Regions from separate parts of the Homo sapiens genome. Here region 1 is linked to region 2. A link is a loop called in an ENCODE intact Hi-C map of the cell type or tissue named here. Cell type or tissue: ascending aorta. All regions are shown on one strand. Region 1 overlaps CDKL5 (cyclin dependent kinase like 5). Region 2 overlaps PHKA2 (phosphorylase kinase regulatory subunit alpha 2).

Evidence for each region. A loop is a pair of places that touch in the nucleus more often than their neighbours do. Peaks named below come from ENCODE experiments on the same cell type or tissue, not always from the same donor. Only the 100,000 strongest peaks of a DNase experiment are listed, where the experiment ranks them.
Region 1: it touches region 2 in a loop (4-fold over the local background); 1 of 110 quality-filtered maps calls a loop at or near these places.

The regions. Positions count from the first base shown.
Region 1 is chrX:18,542,009-18,544,508 of GRCh38, forward strand. The region is part of intron 3 of CDKL5 (cyclin dependent kinase like 5); the gene reads left to right. Among named protein-coding and RNA genes, the nearest start is that of CDKL5, 120 kb to the left of the region's middle. In ascending aorta, no CTCF peak of the experiment used is centred here; a DNase peak (open chromatin) is centred at 1,043; H3K27ac peaks cover 1,655 bases.
Region 2 is chrX:18,894,790-18,897,289 of GRCh38, forward strand. It overlaps PHKA2 (phosphorylase kinase regulatory subunit alpha 2), which reads right to left. Exons shown (of 33, transcript NM_000292.3): 30 at 2,374-2,500; 31 at 349-402. PHKA2-AS1 (PHKA2 antisense RNA 1) reads left to right here. Exons shown (of 3, transcript NR_029379.1): 3 at 1-186. Among named protein-coding and RNA genes, the nearest start is that of PHKA2-AS1, 5.7 kb to the left of the region's middle. In ascending aorta, a CTCF peak has its summit at 1,063; DNase peaks (open chromatin) are centred at 591 and 1,032; H3K4me3 peaks cover 264 bases; H3K27ac peaks cover 2,408 bases.

The sequences.
Region 1 (2,500 bases), 350 kb before region 2:
CCTACTTTTTAGTATGATGAATAATTTTCTACTGAAACCTGGACATTTTGGATGTTATGTCATTAGAATCTGGATCTTATTTAATCTCCTGTTTTTCTTGGCCTTCTTTGACACCCCTTCTGGAAAGGAGGGGAATGGAAGTTGAGTTTTCTAATTCCACCTCCATTGACACCCACTGAGAGGGGCTCCTTGCTGCTGCTTTGTTGGGTGGGAATTCCAGCTCCCTAGGCCTTTGCTGACCACTGTGGCTGGAGGGCCAGGAGTATCTTGTGACCACTCCCCACGTTGGCCTCCACTGACACCAGCCTGGCGGGGGATTAGACATGTTCTCTTCGCAGCATTTGCTGGCATGGGTAGGGCCCCAGTTTTCACTGTTTTGTGGCTGGGGTAGAGTAGTTATTGTCTAAGGTCTTTTGTCCTGCTAGGCTGTTCTTTTCCTGGTCCTTTAGCTGGAGAAGAGAAGGCTTTTGTTGGGGCTCTTTGTCTGTGCCCATGGGCTCTTCTGGGTTCTTTATTGAAGTATTTTTATTAGGGTTGCTTTAAAATCTCTGTCAGATAATTCCAGCACCTGCTTCATCTCAGTGTTAATGTCTCTTAATTGTCTTCTTTCATTCATTCAGGTTGTGATTTTCATGGTTCCTAATATGATGATTTTTTTTTTTTTTTGTATCCTGGTCATTTTGGATATTGCAAGACTCTGGATCCTATTTAATGTGTGTTTTAGCAGGTAGCCACCCAGTTGAGGTATAGGATAAGGGCAAATGTGTATATTCAATTTCCCTCTTGGTCCCATTGATACCACCTCCGCAAAAGCTCCACTTTTACTCACGCTGCCTCATTGTAGATGGGTGAGGTGGATGTTCAGCTCCTCATTTGGCCCCACCAACACCTCCCCAGTGAAATCGGATCTCAGATTTGCACCTGCCTTATTGCCTCTGCTACATCTTGCAGACGCTACCCTGGCCGGGGAGTCAGAGGTGCTACGGCCTGATGGGCAATGAAAGATTAGCTCCTTGGTCAGCCTCACTGATCTCATCAGGCAGGGAATTCTAACAGTGCCGCCTGCTTTCTCGGGATGTGTATGTGTAAAAGAGTGTTTTCCTACTTGGGCCTGCTGAAACCTCAGTGGGGTGGTGCTGCAGTTTTTCCATTGCTGCAGTTTTTCCATTTTCTTTTTGGCAGTACCCTCCCTGTTGCCTGGAATAGGGAGGGTATTGCCAGAAAGATTTTCAGTTGTTAGCCTACCCTTTTCCTGGTCTTTTGGCTGAAAGAACAGGTTTTTCTTGGAGCTATTTTTTTTTTATTTGTCTATCGGTGCCAGGTTGAAGGCTTTTGAAGCACCTTATTGGGCATATATGGGAGACAATAAGGAAACCCAGGAACTTGCCTCTCAAGTGCCGAAGTCCCTATGCAGTGTGCCATCTTCTTTCCATCTTGGCTTCCTATGTACGTTTTTGTGTCACGGTCAAGGATTTTTAGTCTTAAGGAAGAGGACCTGGAAGGAGTGGGGCTGCTCCATCTTGACCAGAATGAGAAGTCTGTGTGTGCATGTGTTTAATATATAATGAAAATTCTAAAATCTGTTAACACCGTTTTGTATAATAGTAACATATTTTAATATTTAAAGAATAAACAATAATTTATTCTTCAAATATACTATGTATCAGGCACAGTGATTGACCCTTGGGTCTGCAGATAGGACTGAGACATAATCCTTACTTTCAAATAGCTGATAGTTTTGTAGAGTTCAAAGACCTGTGGAATCAATTTTAATTTGCCCCATTATACTCAGATGGAAACCACTCACAATTCTTTTAGAAATAAAAACAGAATCTAGCTTCATACTACCTGGCTGGTAGTATTGTGGGAGTTTCCTCCCCTCTCATTGGTTGAGATAAGCCTCCTTTGGTTTATGAGGTACTAGGCAAATGAGGAAGTGGTCTAGTGCTTAGTGCCTTGTTGTTACTCTGGTTACAATTAAACCCTTTGCCAGGAGCTGCCATCCAGTGGGTAGTGCTTCCCTGGCCCCAACTCTCCAGGCTATGGTGCTTAGTAATCAGACAGGTGGAATCTCCGCAAGTACCACAACTGTCAGAAGTCCTGAACACCCCTCTCTGCCTCATGCAGAAGCTGTGGTCCCATGATCCTCCCACTCCTGGAGGAACCTTAACTCTATTGGATGGGAAGTTCAGCTCTACTGCCTTTGTGAGTCTGGGCTTTATAATCATAAGGGCTGTTAGTTCTCTCCATGGGCAGGAGAAACTAGATCTCAGGGATACAACCCCATGATCTCTGAGTTCCTTTGGAAATTTGGTTTTGATGATTTGGGAATGCCCAAAAGTAGAACATTTCTGAACTTTCTCCTTGATGGTAGTGGGTGATAATGGTGATACTGTTTTTTTAACTCATGTGTGTTCTAAGCATTTTACTTGTATCTTCTCATTTAATCCTAATAGCAACCTCAGGAATAAGTGATATTATTATATCTGATTTTCTCCGG
Region 2 (2,500 bases):
TGTTTTTAGTTGGAGAAAAGGGCCGAGAAGGCTGCCCATGGGGCAGGCCAGGGTGGCATGGAGATTGGCTCCTTTCTTTCACCAGGGTTCTAAGGGGTGTCTGGCAAATGCAAAGAGCTTGCTAGCCCAGAAATGCTGAGTCTCAGGTGAAGAAAAAGGCTGATGCCAATAAATGCTGGAAAGACATTTTTGCCAAATATGAGGGTGAAGGGGCTAGACAGCTCAGAGCTACAAATGGCCTGTCAATTAGAATGAGCCCAAAAGGAGCACAAGAGGTCAGAGTCCATGCAATGAAGCCCTTATTGTGAACCCACAGAGGGGCCCGCCTCTGCGTTTTTCTCATCGTACCTCTCGGGTCGTCGAGGATGGGAGGACATAACCATCGATGGAGAGACCGTGGCACTGGAGGCAGAATAGAGCGCATTTCAGTCAGATTCCAGAATGGGATAAGCACATGCATGCACACACAGGCGTGCATGCACACACAGCACCCTCTGCCCTGGAAACCCATATGAGGGCTGGGACACGCCAGACTGTCAGAGTTATTTTTAGAGAGCTTGTTCTCACTGCCCACAGGCTGTGTTTTCGATGGAACAATTCTAGGGAACCCAGCAGGCATCTTTCAGATCTCCCCCGAACAATGCCCTAGGGGGCTGCCGAGTCCTCCCGGGAGGCTCCGCATTGTACTTGGCAACTGGGCCCGGGCGGCTGCGAGGCCCCTTTGGTGCCATAATAAAGGGGGATTTTCATGGCTCCTGCTGGGGAAGGGATGCTTCTGTGCCTTTGCAGGCATCTATTTTTGAGATTTCTATAATAAGCACCAATCACAAAAGCCTCCAGCACATGCACAGACATGCACATGCACACCCATGTATATAAATATCGAGTGCCAGCTCAACACAAAATGCTTTTTCATAATAGAAATATCTTGGTATTGCGCCAGTGAGTCCGAGCGGAAGCATGTGATGCCCCAGGAAGAGTGGGGAAATTTTCTAGGAACAGCTTGTTCTAGTCTAACTGGCCACCTTCTAAATCCCAGCACCCCGGCCTGGAGCGTCCCCAGTGGGCTGAGGGCAGAACAGCAGTGGACACTCCCACCCCCTTAAGAGAGGCGGGAAGTGGAGCAAGCACCATGAGCCCCTGCAGGATCCTGCCTGGGTCCCAGGAGTCCAGCTGCTCGGGCAGGGCCTGCTCCGACCTCCTCACATCCCTCTGCGGTGGCCGTGAGGAATACCTTGGGGCCCATGAAGCACAGGGGCCCCTGTTACAGAAAGAACCTTGAGCAAGTGGTGCCATGGCTTTGGGAAGGGGGCTGTTGTATGCTGTCACTGGGATTATTTTTTCTCTTCTCTCCCACTGTGAAATGAACTAAAAAATAGTTCTGGGGGGAAAAAAATGTCTTGGTTTGCACAGCTTTTAAGCGAGGCACACTGTCCTTCCATTCAAGGGAAAAGACAGGGAGGGCCTGGTGCAGCCCAGGGAGCTGCATAAACTCTCTCGGGCTGATGCAGAAGGGAGACACTGGGGGGGTACAGAGAATGCTGCCCCCCTCCTTGACAACAGGCGCTCAGGGAGGTGCTCCTGTGCTCAGGTACAGGCACCACAGTTCCCAGGGACAACAGCTGGGGAGACGTGAACGGCCCCAGGCAGATGGGAAGCGCAACAGCCGGCTGGCTGAGGGGAGTGGGGCCCCAGGGTGTGAGGGAGATTGTGCCTTCAGGGCACACAGGACCTGGGGCTAAACTGGAAGCTCTCCACCTCTGTACACCTTGGGACTGAACACGGCAGGTACCCTGGGAGGGTGGGGCTCAGTCACATCGCTGAACAGCAGGGACACTACTCCTGCCTGGATGTGCGGGAGGCTGGGGGGCTGGCCTACTCCAGGCCCCTCCTGAACTGTCATTCCAGGTTCCAGGCCTGTAGGTGCTGCTCTGGGTGGTTTTACAGGGTTTTCATCTGAAGCCTCCCAGCCTTTCCCTGTTCTTCTATGTTCCTAAAATACGTCCAAGTTGGTCCCACACAACCACAACCTAGACTGCCACCTTGTCTTACTTGCTGTGGTTCTCAACTGGGTTGATCTGCCTCCCACGGGATGTTTGATAATGCCTGGAGACACTTTTAGTTGTCACACGGGGGTGGGGTGGGGAGAAGAGATGGCTGCTGGCATCTGGCGGGTAGAGGCCAGGGATGCTGTAGACATCCTACCACGCACAGGCCCCCTAGCAGAGAATGCCTCGGCCCCAGGTGCCAACAGCGCTGAGGCAGAGAAGCCATCCTCAGGGCTGTGTGTTTGCTCGCCTGGAGGTGCCACCATGCCTTGCCAGGACAGTAAGGGGACGGTTCACTTCCCCAGGAGCTCGCGTCTCGGCTTACCTTCTGGAGGATCTTCCACACCCTCTGGTAGAATCCCACGGGGACCCTGTTGATGGCCCCATCCAGCCTTCTCCTGCGCAGCCACTGGCCCTGCCGCTCACCCCAGCCGATGTGATGTCCTCCCGAG